2 separate regions of the Homo sapiens genome follow, and region 2 is linked to region 1. Evidence: chromatin loops called from intact Hi-C (ENCODE). Cell type or tissue: PC-9. All regions are shown on one strand. Links, peaks and the distances in the headings refer to the core of each region. The heading gives the core; the rest is flanking DNA. Region 1 overlaps EXOC6 (exocyst complex component 6). Region 2 holds the start of CYP26A1 (cytochrome P450 family 26 subfamily A member 1).

What was found. A loop is a pair of places that touch in the nucleus more often than their neighbours do. Peaks named below come from ENCODE experiments on the same cell type or tissue, not always from the same donor. Only the 100,000 strongest peaks of a DNase experiment are listed, where the experiment ranks them.
Region 2: it touches region 1 in a loop (3-fold over the local background); 8 of 110 quality-filtered maps call a loop at or near these places.

Annotation. Positions count from the first base shown.
Region 1 is chr10:92,998,816-93,014,745 of GRCh38, forward strand. EXOC6 (exocyst complex component 6) reads left to right here. Exons shown (of 22, transcript NM_019053.6): 20 at 15,379-15,452. Among named protein-coding and RNA genes, the nearest start is that of CYP26C1, 54 kb to the right of the region's middle. In PC-9, for the core only: a CTCF peak has its summit at 7,869 (motif pointing right); no DNase peak of the experiment used is centred there.
Region 2 is chr10:93,068,139-93,076,138 of GRCh38, forward strand. It overlaps CYP26C1 (cytochrome P450 family 26 subfamily C member 1), which reads left to right. Exons shown (of 6, transcript NM_183374.3): 6 at 182-1,402. The coding sequence ends at 559. It overlaps CYP26A1 (cytochrome P450 family 26 subfamily A member 1), which reads left to right and starts at 5,755. Exons shown (of 7, transcript NM_000783.4): 1 at 5,755-5,985; 2 at 6,170-6,394; 3 at 6,641-6,931; 4 at 7,011-7,169; 5 at 7,688-7,822. The coding sequence starts at 5,797. In PC-9, for the core only: no CTCF peak of the experiment used is centred there; a DNase peak (open chromatin) is centred at 3,863; H3K4me3 peaks cover 2,643 bases; H3K27ac peaks cover 561 bases.

The DNA of each region.
Region 1 (15,930 bases), core at 3,825-11,824:
TTATTATATTTCTTTCTCAAAGTAAAGCTATTGTTTGACAAATATTTATTTATATATTTATGTTTTAGTTTTTTGAGACAGAGTCTCACTCTGTCACCCAGGCTGGAGTGCAGTGGCACAGTCTCAGCTCACTGCAACCTCTGCCTTCTGGATTCAAGCGATTCTTGTGCCTCAGCCTCCCAAGTAGCTGGAACTACAGGTGTGTGCCAACACACTCAGCTAATTTTTGTATTTTTAGTAGAGACGGGCTTTTGCCACATTGGTCAGGCTGGTCGCAAACTCCTGGCCTCAAGTGATCTGCCCACCTCAGCCTCCCAAAGTGCTGGGATTATAGGCATGAGCTACCCTTGGCCTATTTTGTATTTACAACAATATCCCTAAGAAACACTTTTTTTTTTTTTTTACAAGTTTTTTTTTTTTTTTTTAAATTACAGATGAGGTGTTGCTGTGTTGCCCAGACTGGTCTCAAACTCCTGGCCTCAAGTCATCCTCCTGCCTTGGCATCCCAAAATGCTGGAATTAGAGGCGTGAGCTACTGTGCCTGGCCATTTTTATAAGCTTTTAAGCTGAAAGTAATTTTTATTCCCATTCCACAAATACTTTGAAACTGGTTTCTTAAGTTTCTTTAAAAGTTGTCTTATGAGATCATTCCAGTATGACATTGTCTGTATAAATATCTTATATAAGCATTGCTCAAGACATTTTCGTGTTACAGTAGTCCCTCTTATCCACAGTTTTGCTTTCTGCAGTTTTTGTTACCTGCTGTATAGTACATTAAGACATTTTGTGTGTAAGAGAGAAAGATAACCACATTTACATAACTTTCATTACAGTATATTGTCGTATGTCCTCTATTTTATTATTTTTGTTGTTAATCTCTTATTGTGCCTAATTTTTTTTTTTTTTGAGGCAGGGTCTCGCTGTGTCTCCCAGGCTGGAGTGCAGTGGCACAATCTTGGCTCACTGCACCTCTGCCTCCTGGGTTCCAGCAATTCTCCCGCCTCAGCCTCCTGAGTAGCTGAGACTATAGGTGCCTGCCACCAGGCCCGGCTAATTTTTTGTATTTTTAATAGAGACGGGGTTTCAACATATTGGCCAGGCTGGTCTCAAACTCCTAACCTCAGGTGATCCACCTGCCTCGGCCTCCCAAAGTGCTGGGATTACAGGCATGAACCACCGTGCCTAGCCCTGTGCCTAATTTTTAAGTTAAGCTTTATCATAGGTATATATGTATGTATGTGAAAAAACATAATTAATATAACGTTCATTACTATCTGCAGTTTCAGGCATCCATTGGGGGACTTGGAACATATCCCCCATGGGTAAGAGGGGATTACTGTATTACATCTTTAGTATGGCTTCAAAATAACTAAACGATTAAACTACCTTTTTGGCATTTGATGTGTCTTCTAAATTAAATTTATTGCTCAAAGATGGAAATTACTGTTTGATTAGACAAGTTCAGTTGTCTAAATCTTCTCCCTATTCTCTTACCTCTCTAGCCTATTGACATTTGGAGAAAGGCCCAAACACCCTGGAATCTTTGCCTCACTATCCTGCCATAGGATAGTTTCCACTTTCAGATACTCCTTTGGGCAGAGTTACTAGAGGCTCCTTTTAAAACTCTGATGTTTTCTTTAAGAGCTAGTCTCTTGGAAAAGACCAAGAAAGGTCCTGAGTATGAGCTATAACTCAAAAAAGCCTGGGGCCATTTGCAAGAGGGGTAAACCCTAGCCTGATGGGGGTTAAGGTCCTGGCACTGTAGATATGAAAAGGGAGAGACCAGGACTCCAAAGACAAACCACGGAAGACAACTCGGATTCCTTTAAGATTTTGCCTATGGTTGGCTCTACTTCTTAATACTTCTGTATTACCTTAATCATTACTTCTGAATACAGTAACATGCATTTACTACTGATGGGACAAAAAAAATTGATTAAAAATTTTTGTGTTTATTTCACTATCTCTGGTGTTCTCTTTTCCAAAAGACATCTTTTTACTTAAGTAATATAGCATGGATAAAGAAGTCTTTCTGGTGCAAAAAAACCATCCACCCCTCAACTTCTGACTTTCAGTGATTGATATATAAATCGTTTAAAAAATGAAACTTAGCTTTCTCTAATAAATATGTTAAAAGAATTTTAAAAATAAGTTTTCATGTTAAGTATTTCTGTTTAAATCTGGAGGAAAGTAGTTCTTTAAATATACAAAGCTTATTCTCAATTTTAATGCAGTATGTATGCTTTCTGCATATTAGAGCAGGGAAAGGAGAAGAAAGGGAGGCAAGAAGAAAAATCTGGCTAGGTAGTAGAAAGGCTAGAGTGCCTGGTAAGTCTGTGAAGAGAAAAGGTCAGGATACCATGGAAATCAACTGGAATATGAAGAAGAGGAAAGGCAGGTAGTTCAGATGGGGAATCCTAGAAGCTAAAAGATCATTGAGTTTCTTCACACACCTGTTAATAACATAGATATGCTCACACACTCCTCCATCTTGAAATCCTTTCTATAATAAACCTGCCAAGTAATTGTCCAGCCATTCCTTGAACATCCAATTTGGGAGATTACTCTTCAGAAAATACATTTCGATACAATACATCACTCTATCAATCTCTCACACTGAACTGAAACCACTTTCTCTCTAAATTTCTCTTAATAGACCTAGTTCTACCTTAGGGTTAGAGTCACCACCAGTCTATATTGTGTTTTTGTGCAAATTAGAAAAGGTGTTCTCAGTAAAAGGAAAAAACCCTCTAGAGCTGCCTGCCCCCTTTATCGGAATTAGAGAAAGTTACTATTTTCCCATCTGGACTTGGCCCCTACGAAGGCACATAGCTTATCAAATAAAACATTAGCTGGATTTAGCTCTCTCCTTCCCATTTTTCTCCTCAGTTGGGCACCTGTGTATAGCAAGCAGCCTGACAACTATATCTGAAGTTTGGCTTAGGGTCACACAGGAAAAAACAAATCCTTATCCACAAGCCAGTTACATGAAAACAGCTCTTACATGTCTCTAAATCTTCTGAAGGCCAGACATCAATAATTCCTTATTCTTATTCTTCTTATGTGATATAGTTTTAGATCCAAAAATCTTCTCTGAACAAACTGGTTTAACTATCTTCTCTTTCATATCTGATGCCCCAGATTAAATATAGAGATACTCAGGTGTACAGAACAAGTATAATTATGTAGCTTTGCTATCAAATACATTGTTTCATATTCTATAATTGATTAATAAAGCCAAAACTGTTAAACCTTTTTCAGTAGCTAGAATATACTTCCAAATCATTGAAGCTACAGGATTCTATTATCTCTGTGTATTCCTCCCCCCCTTTTTTGGTGATTGCTAAGCTCTATTTTTCTTATCCTATATATATATGTGGTTGGTTTTTATTTTAGGATTTTAAGGTTATCCCTAATAAATTTTGAGATGTGTTCCATAGCTAGCCTGTTGAGATCTTTTTATATCAAAAGTTAATATCTGTGGATTTGTAATCATTCTTTCTACATATTTAACAAAGTCATTAGCAAAATATTGAACAAAACCTGTTATTCATATCCTTAGATACAGAACATCAATATCCTGAGATACAGTACATCATCAAAATGTGGTCCCCAAATGAGCAGCAATAGCATCATGTGGGAGCTTGTTAGAAATGCAAATCTTGGGCCCCACCTGCTGAATTGGGAACTCTGGGGATGAGGCCCAGCAATTTGCTTGAATAGACCCTCCAGTTGATTCTGTTGCATGATAAAGTTTGAGAACCGCTGTATTACATGGACCTCTCCTTTGTATCTATTTAGGTCAATTATTCAGAACCTTATGGGTACCTTAAGATTTCTCAGCCAGTTGCTAATCCTCTGATTGAATCTAACTCACAGTTTGGCATCTTGCTCCATGTTATGAGCAGCTTCTGTCAGAAGCCTTGCTAGCATGAAGAGTTAATAACAGCAATTGAATTTTCCTTATCTACCAGTCTAATTACCCTTTCAAATAAGAAAATGACATTACTCGGATTCGTCATAAATCCGTATTGACTCATAGTGATCACTTTCTCTTGAAGACTCTCAGAAATCTTTACTTAATAGCCTGTGATTGGTTCTCAGGATTAACATAAAATCCTGCTAGTCTGTGATATGCTAGCAAGAGAGCCATAGTCCAAGGAAGTCCAGTAGCAAGGATCAGGAACTCAGATTGGAAATCATGAGCCACCAAAGAAATGCTGGGCAACTCAGAAAAGATGCTTAAATCATAAAATTTAAGCAATAAGAAGTGAGTTTCATTTACAAGATTGAAATATAAGCACCAACAATGGCCTTTATTCTGTGCTAGATTTTCCTTTTATTTGGTTTAATCAGAATCCAAATGTTTATTTTCCCATTCTTGTTACTCTGTGAAAAACATCATACATGTATTTCCTCAGCCTCAAAATGTCAATCTGCAGGTAGAAACAAATAGCACATCTAGATGTAGTGGGGGAGGTGGAAAGGTGGAAATAATTCAGTTACTGACAAATTATTCTATACCATCATTCAGCCATGTACTTTTTGTTTTTGTTCGTTTTATTTTTCTGATGATGAAGAAGAATTAGCATTGACCCATCTATGTGCTCATTTGTTTTTTGAAACAATGTGTTGGTGCTCTTTTTTTTGGTATTCCTTGTGACGGGTGACACACGTACCTGTGAGTTAAATTAGCTTGAGCTAAAATTTCAGTCTGTAATTATGAAACAGAACTTTTTCCCATGTTAAGTCAACTTCTTTATAGGAAGATTCATTTGTGCAAATGTTTAACGAGAACCTATTATATGTTTGTTATATACTGGGAAATCAAAGATAAACTTCAAAGATTTCATAGTCTGGCTGGGTACGAGACAGGTACATAACTGTAATAGAGCATAATTAATTGTTTATAGAATATGTATTATGTGTAGAGAGGGGGCAATTAATTCTGTATGCTGTGGGATTGAGAAGATTGACTATGACCGAAGTAAAATTTGAGCTGGGTAAAAAGTAAAAATTGAGATGGATAAGATTTCACCAAAAGCAGGGAAGGGCATTCTGAACAGAGGGAATGAGACAGACAAAAGCACTGTGATAAGACAATGTTTAGGGAATCTTCAAATAATCATATGTGGATGGACTACAAAATGGAGCTTTTTAATTAGGACCATGACATGATTAAATCTGTGTCATAGAATGTTAACTCTAGTGTCATTTAGAAATTTGTACTGGAATGAGGCAGAGACTGAAAGCAGGAAGACCTGTTAAAAGGCTGTTGAACTTTTCCATGTGAAATACAAAAAAAGCTTAACCTTCATCAGTGGGAATGGAGAGTATGGATTCCAGGCATTTTGGAGGAGGGAATACATAAAAAGAGTGAATGAGTAAAGGTACAATTTGATATGATTTAACCATCCAGGATGGATAGTTTAATTAAATTCAACATAGAAGATTTGAAATTGCAGGTATCTTACAGAGTGCTATGCTCATAATAAAAGGTCTACAGATGTTTGTTTATTGACTAAATTAACAAAGTAACAAATCAGGAACTCTCTGTAACCAACACTGGTCTCTTCTAGAGTTCTACCTTTGTTGTCAGAAAGTTAAGACCCAGCTGATACTGCTGTATTTCAACTCAAGACCATTTAACTCCTTGATCTAAACAAAACTAATCATTATTTCTTTCATAAAAATTCTTCACATATTTGATGACTGAAGAATGACCTTTTAACTTTATCTTTCTGAGCTAAGTAGTTATTTTTTAAAATGTTTCCTTGTAGGGTATTTTCACATGCCTTTTTGTAAATTTTCTTTGGATCTTTTCCTGTTTTTCTACTTTTTTAACCTATACTTGGTCAAAGTGGATACAATGTCTAAGTTCAGGAATATAGAATTATATGAACTTATATAGAACTTTTCTTTTTTAAATTGCTTTCAGATCAGTCTTAAGATGGTCTGAGTACATGTCAGGAAGTTGAGACCTTGCTTCCAGTCCTGGCTTTGCCTCTAACTTGAGCAAGTTGACTTGGACAAACCCTTCAACCATCAAGAGGCCTAAATTTTTCCCATAACACATGGAATTTGGAATTGATAAATGTTTCAAGATAACGTCCTGGTTCTAAGATTCAAAGGCAGTTAAATGTTAAGACATTGAAGAGTGTGGGGCTTTGAAGTCATATATTAATTATGTCTTCATATCTATTATGTGCATGGCATTGAGGGAATACAGTGGTAAGCAAAACAGAAAAGGTCTTTACCCTCTTGGAGTTTAAGTCCAGTGGGGAAACAGTAATTAATAACTTCATTAATAAATATGACTATAAATTGTTAAACTTTGTAAAAGTATATGGTATGAGAATACTAGGTAGGATCTATGTATGAATATAGAGGTTAACTTTTGGTTAATTTGACCATAACCATCATGCTAGTATAACTGCATGTTTGGAGACAGTCAGGAAGATAACCAGGAATACATACTTGGAAATTGCAAAAATAGCTCCCTCTGAAAGCTACATTGAACCTTTGATCTTAGTATAAATTTTATACAAGTTCAAGATAAATGTCTTCTTATTTGGAGGAGCATTTGCCAAGGTATGAGAATGATGTTCTGAATCAGTGTATGTACTTTGTTTTATATTTATTAAATACTTATTATATATTGGGTACCAATATAGATACCTTATAGATATAACCATATAGAAGAAAAGATTAATATGTCTTCTAAACAAGTTCTTACAAAGGTGTCACAGAAATTCTTCCTGTTACTAAGAAAATACAGACTATTTCCCAAGCATCAGGCAATCAGAAAGACCTATTCTATATTTGAAGTATCCAGAGTAGGTCTAGAATACATTTTTAAATTCATTCTGCCCAAATGTCTAAGTTAGGTTATTAGCTCCTAAGGGTTTAACATCTGAAATCTGTAGGTATTAGAAAAGGCATTAGAATAGCTCCAGATTAAAGAGTGCTGGCACCTATTTCAATGGTGAGTTATTGGAGAGTAGATAAGTTTCTTAATGTGAAAGCCTTGGTCTTTCTTAATTTTTGGATAAAAACTTAACCTGCTGGGCACAATGGCTCATGCCTGTAATCCCAGCACTTTGGGAGGCCACGACTGGAGAATCGCTTGAGCCCAGGGGTTCGAGACCAGCCTGGGCAAAATAGGGAGATTTCATCTCTGCAAAAAAAATTAAAATTACTCAGATGTGGTGGTGCACATGTGTAGTCCCAGCCACTCAGGAGGCTGAGGTGGGAGAATTGCTTGAGCCTGGAAGGTCAAGGCTGCAGTGAGCCGTGATCATGCCACTGTACTCCCGCCTGGGTGACAGAGTGAGACCCTGTCTCAAAAACAAAACAAAACAAGAAAGCTTAGCCAAAAAAGAAAAAAAAAAAGGATGCTGTTTATAGAGTTTTAGCGACTATGACCTCTAATTCTAGCCTTGAAAAAGGGCTGTGCCCCATAATAAAAGTATTAAGGCAAAATCATCTGGATGGTAAGAGAAGAATATTTCAGTGCCTTTTTAAAAAGTAAGCTGGATGCTGTTACACTGTTTGGATACCTGAATTTGTTCCTGGTTTGGATACCTGAATTTGATACCTAACCTATCTGATGGAGGATACTTTGCCCAGGTTTAATTCCAAGAAATGGAGAAAACTAGATACTACTTTATATAAAAATGAGGTGATGAAGGTAGAGTAACAGTTGGTCCTCGAGGTTTGCATCCCACTGTTGCTGACCGCATACAGCAGAAAATACATCTAAAAGCCAAGAATCCTAACTCTCCTGATTCCCAGGCATAAGTTCTTCACCACCAGAAAAACCACTAGATGGTGCTCTTAGTCATTCCTTCTAACGACACAGCTGGTTCACATGGGATACTTTGTTTGTCTAATAACAAAGTTTGTTAAACAAAACTTGAGTTCTTACTAGCTACTTTAATATTCAGATCTAGATAGAAATGAAATTACAAGAAGTATCTTCAAATAGAATGAATATTGGCATTCATATTCAGCCATTTATTTAGTTACAGAATTATTCCATTTTATATGCACCTGTGTGGTCATTTGCAAGCAAGATCTTAAAACTTTAGCTTAGCCTCCTCCCCTTTCTTTCAGTCTTTTGTCAAGCTTCTGATGTATTCCCTCTTATGACTCCATGGGCCCTTTTTCTCCCCCACCCTCTTTACCCCCTGACAATTCTTCCTACCCTGTATGGATGTTTTCTATATCTACATTGTAAACAATCTACATTCTCTGCCTTATGATAAAGATAACTGTCTGCCTAGAACAAGATTTTTCAAGGACTTCTGAGTTTAATTCCCTCTGAGTTTAATTTCAGAGTAGGTTTTATATTTTCCAGTCAAGATAAATACTTATGGCCTGACATCTTGGCAATTTTCCTTCCCCCCTCGTAACAAACCCTTTACATTTTGCATAGATCCTGAGGGGAAGGGCCTGTTTTCCTACTCAAAAATTTTTTTTTTTTTATATATACAAATAACTCATGTTTTGCCTACAGGTATTCTTTGTTCTCTTAAAACTTCATAGATTGCCGGCTGGGCGCAATGGCTCACATCTGTAATCCCAGCACTTTGGGAGGCCGAGGTGGGTGGATCACCTGAGGTCAGGCGTTCAAGACCAGCCTGGCCAACATGATGAAACCCCGTCTCTATTAAAAATACAAAAAAATTAGCTGGGTGTGGTGGCACATGCCTATAATCCCAGCTACTCTGGAGGCCGAGGCAGGAGAATTGCTTGAACCCGGGAGATGGAGGTTGCAGTGAGCCGAGATCACACCACTGCACTCCAGGCTGGACAGCAGAGCGAGACTCCGTCTCCAAAAACAAAACAAAAACCCAACTTCATCGATTGCCAATTTGGAAGATAGTTTTGTTATAATCACAGCTTACCCCGCATACATTATTTTTTGTTCCCACTTTCATCTAAATTGATTCAAACTAGTCTTCTTCCAAGTTAGGCTGATATAGCAGAGTTTTACTCTATTGTTATAATATACCTTCCCAATAAGATCAGACACCTCCTTCTCTAATCTAAGAATATTTGAAAACTTGGAATCAGGCCGGGTGCGGTGGCTCACGCCTGTAATTCAGCACTTTGGGAGGCCAAGGTGGGCGGATCACCTGAGGTCAGGAGTTTGAGACTAGCCTGGGCAGCATGGTGAAACCCCTTCTCTTCTAAAAATACAAAATTAGCAGGGCCTGGTGGTGCATGCCTGTAATCAAAGCTACTCAGGAGGCTGAGGCAGGAGAATCTCGCTTGAACCTGGGAGGTAGGGGTTGCATTGAGCCAAAATTGTGCCATTGCACTCCAGCCTGGGCAACAGAGTGAGACTCCATCTCAAAAAAAGAAAAGAAAAGAAAATTTGAAATCATTTATTATTGCAGAAAATAAGAGGAAATGAATATCCTGAAGTTATTTTGTTTATTAAAAAGGAAATAGTCAAATTGGAGGCATTAAGAGAAAAAAACAAAGATTTGGAATCTCTTAAAAAAGAACACTTCATAGTCTGGAAATGATTTTTACATATCTTATTGGGAAACCAGGATCAATGTGTGTTATTTAAAAATACCCTTAAAGGCATGGCTAAATGACAAAAACAAAGACACCATAATAGGGGGGGAAGTGGGCATTATTGTTTTTAAAATTTTAAAGATGGTCCAAGGGAGGAGAATTAGGAATCCCCAAAATATGACAAATTATATACAAAATGAGAATCTGAATGAGCCAAAAAGTAATTTGACGATAGTACTTCTAGAGATTTCAAAAATTAGTCATCAATTCTTTAAAAATTTAAAAGATTAAAATTGACCCCATGAATTATTGGGACCATAGACAATATTAGTAGAAATGATTTGTATTACTATTTATTCATTCAACACACATTTATTGACTGTTTCCTAGGTGACAGGTATGGTGTATGTAACTACTTCCCAGGAGCTTCTTGTTTAGTGGAAGAGCTCATGATTTAGTTTTAATTGAAGAAACTATTAGGAGTATTTTCACCCACCCTAAATTACTTTTATATAAATACACTAAGTGTATACAGTTATGTTCTTGATTTGCACTGTTAAATAAATACATATGGCTAGGAAATTTAAATTAAGCTGGATGCAGTGCCTCATACCTGTAATCTCAGCACTTCGAGAGGCCAGGGCAGGACGACTGCTTGAGGCCAGGAGTTTGAGACTGGCCTAGGCAACATAGTCCCCCTGTCTCTACAGAAAATAAAAAAAATAACCAGACATGATGGCACCTGTAGTCCCAGCTACTCAGGAGGCTGAGAGGGGAGGATTGCTTGAGCCCAGGAGGTTGAGGGAGGCTGCAGTGAGCTGTGATGGCACTCCAGTCTGGGCAACAGAGTGAGACCCTGTCGCAAAAAAAATTAACTAAAATAAAACCAAAAATTAAGTTTAGCATGGATATTACATTTCATTATTGCAGAACATTCTCTTGGACAGCACCATTCTAAATCTAATCAACAAGCTACATAATATATCACTATCCAATACTGGATGACATTCCTTAGAATTTATTTATGGTTCTGTTTTTCTTCATTCATTTAAGAAACTTTCATTGAATACTCATTATAAGTCAGGCATTGCGCTAGGTGATAAGAATGTAGAAGTGAAGTTACCGTCCCTGCTCTCAGGGAGTTCATGATTTAGTGGGAAGACCCAGACAGATAAACAATTACAAGGCAGCAAAGTGAGTGCTGAAGTTAGGCTGTGCACAGGAAGTTGCAGTGAGAACACAGAGAAAGGACATAAGCCAACCTGCAGGGATAATGGAAGTCTTCCCAAGGAAGACGATGATTGAAGGATAAATAAGAGTTTACCCAGATGGAAAATAAGAGGAAGGATGCTGTAGGCAGAGGGATCAAAGCATCATGGAAAGAGAGTGGTATATGCATGGAAGTACAGGTAGTTTGGTGTGGTATAGAAACTAAGGTGCCCCTAGGGAAATGATGAGATGAGGCTGGCAGATAGACAAAGGCTAGATTGCAAAGGACCTTAGCCTTGTTTTATTTGAAGATGATGGGGAACTATTGAAGGATGTTAAACTGTGAGGTGGCACAAGTCACATCTGTGTAAATCCTACTGGAAGAAGTGGATGGAGAGGTTGCACCAGAAGCAGGGAGATCAGATAGGGTGTGTTTCAGTAATCCAAGCAAGAAATGATGATAGTTTGTACTAAGGTAGAAACAAATTCAGACTCAGGAGATATTTTGGGAAGTAGAAACAACAAGATTGACTGCAGTTGAGTTTTAAAGAAATAAAGGGAAAAATACGAAGCTGTGAATCAATAGCATATCATTACGAATGTCCTCTGTGCCAGATGATTATCAGATCACTAAATTGCCTTCTACCCCTAAAAAAATTTGAGAAAAAGCCCTGAGTGTTATAATCTAGTGAATTTCACTTCCATATTGATTAGATTCTTATGAGAGATGTGATAAAAGATGAGAGACTGAATACTTAATCAGATTCTGGATTAATGGAGTAAATGCCAGAAAACCTGAATTAGTTATATAATCCCGGGCAAGTCACTTTCCTTTTAATTTTTCTGCCCTGTAAAATGAAGGACTCAGCTGGGTGTGGTGGCTCACGCCTGTAATCACAGCACTTTGGGAGACCGAGGCAGATCACTGGAGGTCAGAAGTTTGAGACCAGCTGGCCAACATGGTGAAACCCTCTCTCTACTAAAAATACAAAAATTAGCCGGGCATGGTGGCATACGTCTGTAATCCCAGCTACTTGGGAGGCTGAGGCATGAGAAACGCTTGAACCTGGGAGAAGGAGGTTGTAGTGAGCCAAGATTGCGCCACTGCACTCCACCCTGGATGACAAAGCAAGACTCCATCTCTTAAAAAAAAAAAAAAAAAAATGGACTCGGCAACTTTTAAACTGAGTCTTTAGGGGACTGTTGGACGTGTTTCAAAGAGGTTGTCTCTTTCAGTTGCAAGATTTTATGATCCATCATCTGCATGCCCTATTTACTCAAGTAAGTTATTGTGATGCTCAGAGCAGATGGTGTGTGAGAAAGTGCTTAGTAAAGTATAAAGTGCTATATAAATTTATAGTATCATTAATTTTGACATTGAGCTCTTTGGTTAAATGATAGTATCTTCAACAGGAACCTAGGGAGAAGAAAAATTATTTTAAGATTATTTTTAATGTAGAAAAATTCTGAGCATTAAGTAGATAATAACTATATGTCTAATTGAAATTGAGCTTATTTTTGTGCCTGATAAAATGAGTCTCCCTGCATCATAGAAAGTCTTTATTTATGAGTATATGTGTATCTATCCATGGTGATGGTAGAAGCTATGGTAACATTTACAGCCTTGGTTGAGAACCACTAGGGATTTATGGTTTTTTTTTGTGACCAAAAAAAAAAAAAGGCCAATAAAATGCTGGATGGTCCTAAGTATTTTTTTTTAAGACAAGATCTTGCTTTGTCACCCAGGCTGGAGTGCAGTGGTACGATCATGGCTCAGTGCAGCCTCAACCTCCTGGGCTTAAGTGATCCTCCTGCCCTAGCCTCCCCAGTAGGTGGAACTACTACAGGTGCATGCCACCATGCCTGGCTAATTTTAATTTTTTTTTGTAGAGATGGGGCCTTGCTATGTTGCCCAGGCTGGTCTTAAACTCCTGGCTTCAAGCAATCCTCCAGCCTTGGCTTCCCAAAATACTAGGATTTATAGGCATGAGCCACCATGCCCAGCCAAAAAAAGTATTTTTTTAAAGTTAGAAAACACCTTTAATTTAAACACCTTTTATGATTATAATATAAAAGGCCAACATAAAATAATGTATTTTACTATGTAATATAAAAGGTATAATTTTGCTTATCGTTTTTCAGTTAAGATGTAATGATACTAGAGAAAGGCAACTCAGCTACCTAGGCCATTTTCAGTTAAGACGTAATGATACTAGAGAAAGGCAACTCAGCTACCTAGGGCATAGTAGGGGGTAATGGTGATACCACTGTATGAAAGTATACCACTTATTGTCTAGGGTAATGGTGATACCACTGTATGAAAGTATACCACTTATTGTCTAACAAGACAGTGATATGAATAAATTGTACTAAATACTGAAAAGTGTGGCTAGATTTGGTCACTAAATTTTGGTTTTCTAGAAAAAAGGGGTCTGAGAATGGTGAATTTAGTCACTTATCTAATGACCATAACCTAGCAGAGAACCAAGAACAAAGGGGGAAAAGTGGTGCATCTCTGAGTAACCAAAAGGTTACTCATTCTCAAAAGGTACATGTGCTCAAAGGAACGTGTATAAAACCTATTAACCTTACTAGTAGGAGAGGCCCTTACTTAGGTTGTATTTGCTCTTACTTTAGACATAATTCTAGTAATTGATTAGCTGGCTTACCTGCTCAAGAAGAGTAAAGATAAAATTAATAAGACAGATGAGGGAGAGAGTAGGGAGTAAGAATTCATGTTAAAACTACCAGGGAGAAGGCAGAAAAATTAGAAAAGCTAGACACAAGAACTCAAATAGCGCAGCTTTTTAATAGAACAAAAAAACAGCTCTTACTTCCATAACAGCCCCTGGGAATTTTACTTTATAGAACAAAATGTATTCTTAATGGTGACCCAGAGAATTACGATACATTTTAGAATTTTGTAAAATATGCCTAAGATTAAAGAAAAATTCTGATGCTTAAAGCAAAAATTATACAACAGCAACATTCCCCAGAGATGCCAGATAAATTAAGCTGTGCAAATTTTCATTTATTTATTGTTTTTAATTGTTGATTTTGAGCCTTTCTAAACTATATTTCACACAGAATACACTAAATTTAAGAATTGCTTTTGTTATTCCAAGAACTATATAGGCTGAAATTTTAAATAGCTTCCAAAATTCTAGCTCAGATAAATTCACAAATGGAACATCTATAATGTTCTCTAAAAAAATCAGAATATCCAGCACTTTGGGAGGCCAAGACAGGGGTGTTGCTTTAGGCCAGGAGTTCAAGCCCAGCCTGTGCCACATAGCAATACCCTATCTCTACCAAAAAAACCCCCAAAAAAACAAAAAAATCATTAGCCAAGTGTGGAGATGCATGCCTGTAGTCCCAGCTACTTGGGAGGCTGATTCCTTGAGCCCAGGAGTTCGAGGTTGCAGTGAGTTATAATCATGCCACTGCAGCCTGGGTGACAGATCGAGAAAAAGAAAAAAAAGAAGAAGAAAAGAAAATTAGAAATTAATGGGGTGGGAAAATGATTACAGGCATTCTTATCAGAGAAGCTTGCATGTAAAATGACAGGGTCTTTTTTATGAGCCAAGTGTTTTAAGTTTTTAAAATAACTAATATTGGAATTGTCTTTAGTTTAATTAAGTAAGCTATGTTAGTAGTATTAAAAATTTTAAACCACAAAAAATTATTGAAGGAATCTGTGGAAATTTTAAAAATTCTCGTTGAGATTTTTTTTTAGTTGAGGCATGAATCCTTTCTAAAAAAATCACTGGCCGAGCGTGGTGGCTCACACCTGTAATCCTAGCACTTTGGGAGGCCGAGGCAGGTGGATTGCCTGAGCTCAGGAGTTCAAGACCAGCCTGGGCAACATGGTGAAACTCCATCTCTACTAAAATACAAAAAAAATTAGCCGGCCGTGGCGGCATGCGCCTGTAGTCCCAGCTACTCGGGAGGCTGAGATAGGAGAATCACTTGAACCTGGGAGGCAGAGGTTGCAATGAGCCGAGATGGCGCCACTGCACTCCAGCCTGGGTGACAGAATGAGACTCCGTCTCAAAAAAAATAAAAATAAAAATAAAAATAATTAAAAGGCATGAACAGACATTCCTGCATCATCCTGATTTTTCTACTTAGAACATTTTACTTATTGTCTGCATGTAAAGTTGACTTCTTACCTTGGTGTCTGCCTTTTATTGCTATTAGCTAGAGGTGGGATTTTTTAATAGCACCTATTCTTTACCAAAGCAAATGTTTCAAAATATGTTGACAGCCATGGAATTGGTATCATTTTTAAATGCTTCTACAATCGTTCACCTAAGGCTAAAAAGGGTCAGAAAGCTTTACTTGATTGAAGTACGTTACTGTTAAATTTTAGTAAGAAAACCCTCCTAAATTTATTGTGATTAGGATTACAGTGATTAAATGGCAGATTAGAAATTTAAAATTATTAAAACACTTGAGGTAATGGATGTGGAGAACTTTCTCAGTAGTGGAAATTGAAGTTTATAAATAATCTTCATTTGAAATGATTATGTGTAAATATTATAATGCATTTATAATGAGTAGAAATTAATTTATCAGTTAAACTCTTGTATATTTTGTGATCTCATTTTTATTCTTTTTTTTTCTTTCTTTTAATAGTGTTTGCCAGCTCTGAGCCTGTGCCAGGATTCCAGGGGGATACCCTGCAGCTAGCATTCATTGACCTCAGACAAGTAAGATATAATAATGTACTTCCCATTTGTTGCCCTCTAACTCTTGCCCTCCCCTCACTTTTTTTTTTTATTAATGCTACAGGAATGCCTGTTTGCCTTGAAACAACCTATCTTAAGAAAAATCCTTCCTTGGTAACTATGTATTTGGCACATCTCTTTGAACCTGTAATGCATTCAGTACCTCAACTTCATAGAGCATTCTCATCAGTGAATATTCAATTTATTTAATAGTCATTACCTGCTAAGCACATTACTAAATCATAACTTTGTAGCTTGCTATAATGACACTTGATGTTCAAATTATTTCTTAATAATCTCATGGTCATATATGAAAATTGGTGGTATTAACATTAATGTCAGGACCCAAGTTAAATGTAAATTATTACAACCTAGAAAGTAACCCCTTGCATAAAATTTTTTCAATGGTAAAGAATGCTATTTTTATAAATTTTCTGTTGATCCCAGAAAGAAGGATAAA
Region 2 (8,000 bases), core at 1-8,000, 65 kb after region 1:
TACATTTCACCAGTGAAGGAGTTGAGATTGGAACACAGAGCTTTCTCCTGGTTTCCGGGTTAATCGCGGATTCCTCCTGGTTTTCGGAAGCCTGATGGAAGCACCAGGGTGGAGGGTCAGTTCAGGGCCCCCCCGTTTCCAGGTGCCTCGTGGTCAGGCTGATCTCCTCGCCTCTCTGCAGGGCTACCAGATCCCCAAGGGCTGGAGCGTGATGTATAGCATCCGGGACACGCACGAGACGGCTGCGGTGTACCGCAGCCCTCCCGAAGGCTTCGATCCAGAGCGCTTCGGCGCAGCGCGCGAAGATTCCCGGGGCGCCTCCAGCCGCTTCCATTACATCCCGTTCGGCGGCGGTGCGCGCAGCTGCCTCGGCCAGGAGCTGGCGCAAGCCGTGCTCCAGCTGCTAGCTGTGGAGCTAGTGCGCACCGCGCGCTGGGAACTGGCCACACCCGCCTTCCCCGCCATGCAGACGGTGCCCATCGTGCACCCAGTGGACGGGCTGCGGCTCTTTTTCCACCCCCTCACGCCTTCGGTTGCGGGGAATGGGCTATGCCTCTGACATGCTTGCGCTCTAGGACACGGCTTGGCCGGTGGCTATGGCGCGCACGCAGCGCCACCCATCTGCCGCTCCCCATTGTAGCGTCGCGCGCCCACTCTTTCACTCGTTCAACAATCTTTCAACAAATGTTCGCCAAACGCGGATGTGTGCCGGACTCGAGGAAGGAGGAGGGCGAGCCACCGCTGCCGCGCCAGAGAAGCATCTAAGCCCATGGGAAGATGCCTTCTGCGCTCCGCGCCCAGAGGAAGGAAAATGTCGTGGGCCAAGCAGGAATGGAGGGAATAGATAGATCCCCACGAGGTGCTGCTTGGCTTCCCCTTCCCGAGCCAATCCAGGGAGGGTGCATGGATGGGGGAAGGCGAGGTAGGGGTGGCAGGGGAGTGGGAATATTGCAACTCGGGGACATTGCAGAGACCCGACGCACGCGGTGGGACCTGCAACCCTTGTAAGGAAGCGGGCACGCCGTGGGCGCAACCCTGGCCTGGCTTTGGGCCATAGAAAAAACACGCAGAGGATGCCTGACGGAAGGCCCTCTGGCAGCTGGCGTCTGGCTTCGTGCGCCTTGGCCACTCTGCCGGTCTCGGCGGAAACTAGCAACTGTGGGCACTTCCAGGCTCGAAAGGGCTCAAGGTCACCGGATTCTGCTGGCCACTTCTTAAAAGGAAAAATTCCTACCTTAAGAAGGCATTTACTCTTGTCATGTATACAGAGGAGAATAGGCACACCAACACGTCTCCAACGCTGGATTATTTTCATGGGAGGTTGAGACATAATTAGAGAGGTTTGAGATATTTGTACCAAAAATAGGAAGGCCAAGAAATAAAGTGTCTTGGGAGCGGTTGAGTGAGGAGGCTAGGGTTTATCTGGGCAGCTGCTCCCTGGGGGGAAGGCACTGGGGTGCAGGGTTGGGGAGGCCAGGGAAGGACCCACCCCACAGTACACCCAGAGAGGAGCTGGGAGCTGGGCAGCCTAGGGCCTGGGCTGCCCAGACTTCTCTCTGAGTATAACCCCAGAAGCTGGGCTGTGAATTGTCTCCAGGTTTCAGGGACCTTATTTTTATTTTTATTTTTTTGAGACAGGGTCTTCCTCTGTGGCCCAGGCTGGAGTGTAGTGGCACAACCAGCTCACTGCCACCTCTGCCTCTCGTGCTCAAGCCATCCTCCCATCTCAGCCTCCCAAGTAGCTGGGACTACAGGCACGTGCCACAACGCCTAGCTATTTTTTTTTCTATTTTTAATAGAGACGGGGGGTTTCACCATGTCACCCAGGCTGGTCTCAAACTCTTGGGCTTAAGCGAACCATCTGCCTTGGCTTCCCAAAGTGCTGGGGTTAGAGGTGTGACCCACCACACCCTGGAGTCACTCCTTTCCAGTGACTCCAGTCTAGTCCCTGCGCCCTCACCCCTCCCTGCCATTTCAGGGCCTTCTGGTTTTACGGCTTCACCATCCTCTCTATCACAGAGAAGAAATTGAGGAGCAATCTAGGTGAATGACTCACCTGAGAAGCCCAGCAATAGGCTCCTGGACTCCCCAGCCAGTGCTCTCCTCCACCCCCATCCCTTCACTCTTCTGCCCCAACCTCTGTTCCTGTGGCCATCAGGTAGGGCTGAACACTTTGGCCTCCTTTTCATGATAAGCCCTAGCTAGACTTGAGGACTCTCTCAACCATTCCGGTACAGAGGTTCCAACCAGTGTTTAAATCAAAGCCAAAAGCCTCCATGTCATCATTCCCAACAGCCCACTTCAATCTGCCACCCAGCTTCCAACAGACCGGGGCAGCTGGACATAAGGGGTGAGCCAGGGAAGTAGCTGCCTAGGCCTGAGCTGACCCCTTAGTGAACCAGAAGAAAGCCAGTGCCCTCCTGACCTCATGCTTAAGGTGGATCCCAGGGCCAGAAGGAAGGGGGACACAGCAGGCACTTACAGGGTTGGTAGCTCCACAGTACAGCAAGCCCTTCCAACCTGGGCTGACACTGCCATAACCCCCACACAGGGCAATTCATCACCCATTGTCAGCCAAGGGCCTGGTGCCAGGCCCTGAGCTTGGGAGACACCAGGGGCAGCAAAGGTGGCAGGACGTGGGCCCGCCCTAAGAGTGCTCTTGCAAATGCAGAGGACAGCCTGGCCTGAGAAGCGTGGGTTTGGGCGAGGAGAAGGATGCAGGCTTCAGGGTTGATTGTGATTTAGAGAGAGGAGAGAAGAATGGGGTGGGGACCCTCAGAAGCAAGGCTAGTTGAGCTGGTTCCAAGAAGACCTGGTTGACCTGCATTGGGGTCTGGACTAACTATAAGCCTCTGTAGGGATGGCTCCAGTTTTAATTTTCCATGGATACATCATGCTCAGTAATTTTGAGGGATATCTTAGCTCCTGTTTTAGTAGCTGCAGATTCTCTGGGGAAGGAGCAGAGGAGGTTCCTTCCCTCCTGCACTTGATATGCTCTGGAGGGAGGCAGACAAGAAATAAACTAGCAAACAAAAGGGTAAGAATATGTCCAGTGGTGATAATCGCCGTCATGGAAATAAAACAGGCCTGTGATAGTGTCTGGGGCTAAATTAGGCTGGATGGGTGGGGGGAACCTTGGAGGAGGTGACATTTGACTTTGGAAGGAACCAGCCAGCGGTGGCCTGGGGGAGGGGTGCCACATGCAGAGGGAACAGCAGGTATAGAACTGTGAGACAGGAACGCACGTTCAGAAATGAGACCGGGGGCTGAAAGGAGAAAAGCGGAGGTGGACTCCTTTGCTGTGACTCCAGTCTAGTCCCTGTACCCTCACCCCACCCCACCAGCAAAAAAAACAAAAAAACAAAAAAACAAAAAACCCGACTCCCCATCCCCGCCTCTTAGCAATAGGGAGGCTGTTTTGTAAACATCTTGGAAACGAGTTGTTTTTCAGTGAACCCACCCCCCTCCCCGCCCACCACCACCCACGAAAGCTTGGCGAGATTCCTAGATCAAAGTTCCTATTGGCCTGGTAATTTATTGACCCCCCACCCCCCGCCCTGCCCCCCTACAAGATGTTCTTTAATGATCGTTCACTCTCACATTTAATCCTTTCCTGCCGGACGCCCCCGCCGGCCTCGATGTACAGATAGATTAAAACGTTTTTTTCCCTGCGGCAATTTCCAGCGTGCAGGCCCCGCTCATCTTGTGACCCGGCTTGAGCTGAACTTGGCGAGGTGGCCCCGCAGAGTTCACTCGGATGTCACGGTCCGGCCTGCAGGGGTCACAGGCGGGTCAGGCCCGAGGATTGGGAATGGGCCCCAGGTCACGTCCCCATTCGTCGGCTTTGCACACCGGCCGGAGGCGCTGTCCAGAAAGGGGCGGACCCGGGATTTCTGAGAATTACCTCCAGCGCGATTGGCCTGGCTTCCTGCAGTGGCCAGAGGTTGGTTCGCCGTGTTTACAGCCACCAAATCGTTTGCCGGAGACTGAAACCCTGCCCAGAGCCTCTGAAACACTGGGCAGGTTATGGGGAAACGCTGACCCCCCGAAACACTCCCTGTGGCGGCGACTCTGGCTTGGAGAGTCGCTAGGATTGTGCGGGTCCCTCCGACCTCTGCAGATATTTCCTGATACCTCCGGGTTTGGGGACTACCGCGAGAAGGGCAACGCATTTAAACTCTCAGGAGCAGAGTTTTCCACCTCCAAGGGACGCCTTCCAAGGCGTGCGGCGTGCTTCTGCCAGAGACAGTGTTCAGTTTTAAACAAATGCAGGTCATTCTGTTTCATTTTCGGCGCCGCAGGTGCGTTCAGCGCCCAAACCCAGGTAGCGTGTGACCCTGACTGGTCCCGAGCCGGGAAGCTCCGGCAGGTGGAGAGCAGAGAGAGCAGGTGCGCGTCCCGCAGCGTCTGAGCTCCGGGCATTGGCAGCTCAGTAGCAGCTGATTGTAGATGGGCAAAGTACAGAAGACTTCCCAGTACGGATCCCTTCACCCCTCCCATTAGGGGTCGGTAGAGCCCTGAGTTTAGGGCCGAGCACCCCCTCACCTGGATGAGGACAGTGGCTTTACTCTGGGTGGGACTTGGGAGAGAGGAGGAGGACTCCAGTGCCCGGTGTACCGGACACCCAGGTAACGCAGTCTACCGTGCCTGGAGCTGGGAAGAGTAGTTGCAACCGGAGCCCCCTTTTGGGAACTCACTACCCTGAGGCTTAGACAGGTCGGGAATGATCGCCTCCCGGTTAAGGAGGAGGAAACAGGCACAGTGATGTGTGGTGACTTGCCCAAGGTCACACGCAGTACAGATGGAGCCGGGCCTCGGAGCCAGGACTCCTGGGCTCCCCTTCCTCTTATACCGTCTCTTTATCCTGCCAGGGCTAAGGACCCCCTTCCCTGCTGTCCAGCTGGGGCGCCAAGCAGCAGGGCCCTCCGAATAGGCGAGCTGTGCTTGGATCTCAGAGACGGGCACCGACTGCCGAGCCCCAGACGAAGTGCCCCAGGGTCGGGGATCAGGCTTGTGCAGGGTAGCACCTGGGGACCTGAGGGACCTGGAGGCCTTCTTGTATCCTGAAGTAGGACCTTCTAAGACTTCATGAGTCCTGGCCCCCTTGCAGGGGTTGGGGAGCTGGGGATCCCAGATCTGCCTATTGCGCCCGATGCCCCGAGGCTCTCTCTTGGACTCTGGCCCTGAGTTCTTCTGCGCGATCCTTCGGAGACGTCTGGAGGCCTGCTTTATGCATCTCTCTTGGACCTCAGTTTCCCCACACGTGGGAGGAGGCAGCTGGACGATTCCTGAAAGGACTTTCCCTTGCTTCCTCATCACGTGGAAGAGAGCCCACCCGGCACCTGGAAATGGAAAGCCAGTGAAGGCTGCTTTGGGCCGGGGCAGCGGGTGGGACCGGGCGGGAGGGATTCCAAAGAGACCGCCGGGAAGGCTAGAGCTTGGAATTCCGGCTCCTCGGAGTCCTGGCCCTCCCCCACCGCCGCCTCGGAGCTCAGCACACCTTGGATGGGGGAGGCGGGCAGCTCCTAGCCCCGCACCCCAGGAGGCGCGCTCGGAGGGAAGCCGCCACCGCGCCGCCTCTGCCTCGGCGCGGAACAAACGGTTAAAGATTTTGGGCAGCGCCTCGCGGGGGGAGGAGCCAGGGGCCCAATCCGCAATTAAAGATGAACTTTGGGTGAACTAATTGTCTGACCAAGGTAACGTGGGCAGCAACCTGGGCCGCCTATAAAGCGGCAGCGCCGTGGGGTTTGAAGCGCTGGCGGCGGCGGCAGGTGGCGCGGGAGGTCGCGGCGCGCCATGGGGCTCCCGGCGCTGCTGGCCAGTGCGCTCTGCACCTTCGTGCTGCCGCTGCTGCTCTTCCTGGCTGCGATCAAGCTCTGGGACCTGTACTGCGTGAGCGGCCGCGACCGCAGTTGTGCCCTCCCATTGCCCCCCGGGACTATGGGCTTCCCCTTCTTTGGGGAAACCTTGCAGATGGTACTGCAGGTAAGGGAGGGTGGGGCGGGACAGGCTGCTTCCCCGGAGCCCGGCGCGGCTCTGGGCTTCTGCTGAAGTCGGGGTAGGCGCCCCCGGGAGGCATGCTATTGCGGCTAGGAGCAGGGCTGGCGGGAGCGCGGCGCTCCCCGGCGCCCCCTCATGCCCACTTCTCTCCTCCGCCTTCCTCCCACAGCGGAGGAAGTTCCTGCAGATGAAGCGCAGGAAATACGGCTTCATCTACAAGACGCATCTGTTCGGGCGGCCCACCGTACGGGTGATGGGCGCGGACAATGTGCGGCGCATCTTGCTCGGAGAGCACCGGCTGGTGTCGGTCCACTGGCCAGCGTCGGTGCGCACCATTCTGGGATCTGGCTGCCTCTCTAACCTGCACGACTCCTCGCACAAGCAGCGCAAGAAGGTGGGGGCAGGAGGCGACGGCTGGACAGGGAGGGGGACCCCATTTATGAGCGGAATTCCGGCTGATGGATGCTAGGCGCGGGCTAGCAGCTTGAGGTGGGCTAGGACCCTCTGCCAGCTCCAGGTTAGCTTTCCCAGCTCGGAGAGTGCCATGTGTCTGGCAGGACTGGGGGTGTCTGGAAGGGGACGGCGGTAGACGAGAGGGGCGGATGGAGGCTTTTAACGCTGTCCCCTCCTCGGGACTCAGGTGATTATGCGGGCCTTCAGCCGCGAGGCACTCGAATGCTACGTGCCGGTGATCACCGAGGAAGTGGGCAGCAGCCTGGAGCAGTGGCTGAGCTGCGGCGAGCGCGGCCTCCTGGTCTACCCCGAGGTGAAGCGCCTCATGTTCCGAATCGCCATGCGCATCCTACTGGGCTGCGAACCCCAACTGGCGGGCGACGGGGACTCCGAGCAGCAGCTTGTGGAGGCCTTCGAGGAAATGACCCGCAATCTCTTCTCGCTGCCCATCGACGTGCCCTTCAGCGGGCTGTACCGGGTAAGGGCGGCAAACGGGCTGCGGACTAGGGGCGCGGGACCTGGGCGTCTGCTCACCGCCGCGCGCTCTCTGCGCTCAGGGCATGAAGGCGCGGAACCTCATTCACGCGCGCATCGAGCAGAACATTCGCGCCAAGATCTGCGGGCTGCGGGCATCCGAGGCGGGCCAGGGCTGCAAAGACGCGCTGCAGCTGTTGATCGAGCACTCGTGGGAGAGGGGAGAGCGGCTGGACATGCAGGTGAGTAGCAGCTTCAGACCAGGCACTGCGGAGTTTGGTCCCCTGGCTTTCCAAGCGCTGTTCCTGGGGCCCCCAAAGCGCGCGCCTGGGGCCCAGCTTTCTGGAGTGGGCGGCCGGCTCAGACTACAGCTATGGAATCCCGAAGGAAGGCTGAGACACCCGGTCAGGAGAGCTGCGGAAGGGGCTGCGGCGGAACTGGGAGCATCCCCTAGCCTTTCCAGGTTTCAAAGGGAAAGTTGGAATTTGCAAAAATGTTAATAAAGAACCTTGCGATTTTAATAAAACTAAGACTTTAACTCAGGAGTTTCCGGTAGAGCGGGGTCGTACTCGCCTTACTGCTCCAGCTGAACTAAAGGGACGTTGCATTTTGTTTAAAGATATTGCTTTCCTTGACTTTCTGTCAGCAAAACATTTAGCCCTTCTAGTCTTCCCTCCAGAACTCTCAGTTCGATTCTGAGTAATCCTTCTGTCAAACCGCAGGCAGACTTGTGAGAATGTGGGTCTCACTCTATTCTTAGGCACTAAAGCAATCTTCAACCGAACTCCTCTTTGGAGGACACGAAACCACGGCCAGTGCAGCCACATCTCTGATCACTTACCTGGGGCTCTACCCACATGTTCTCCAGAAAGTGCGAGAAGAGCTGAAGAGTAAGGTAGGGAGACTGGGTCTGGGGGTGTCCTTATTAGCTTAGGAAATTCAGCTGCTCCCTAGCCAACTTCCGAATAAGTCAGTGTGCTGCCTTCATGGAGTATTTTGAAAGTGCAGGGCCCAGGGCTGCGTGGGCCAGTGGGCAGAATTAGCTTTGTGAATAAACAGGATGGAGTCTTGAG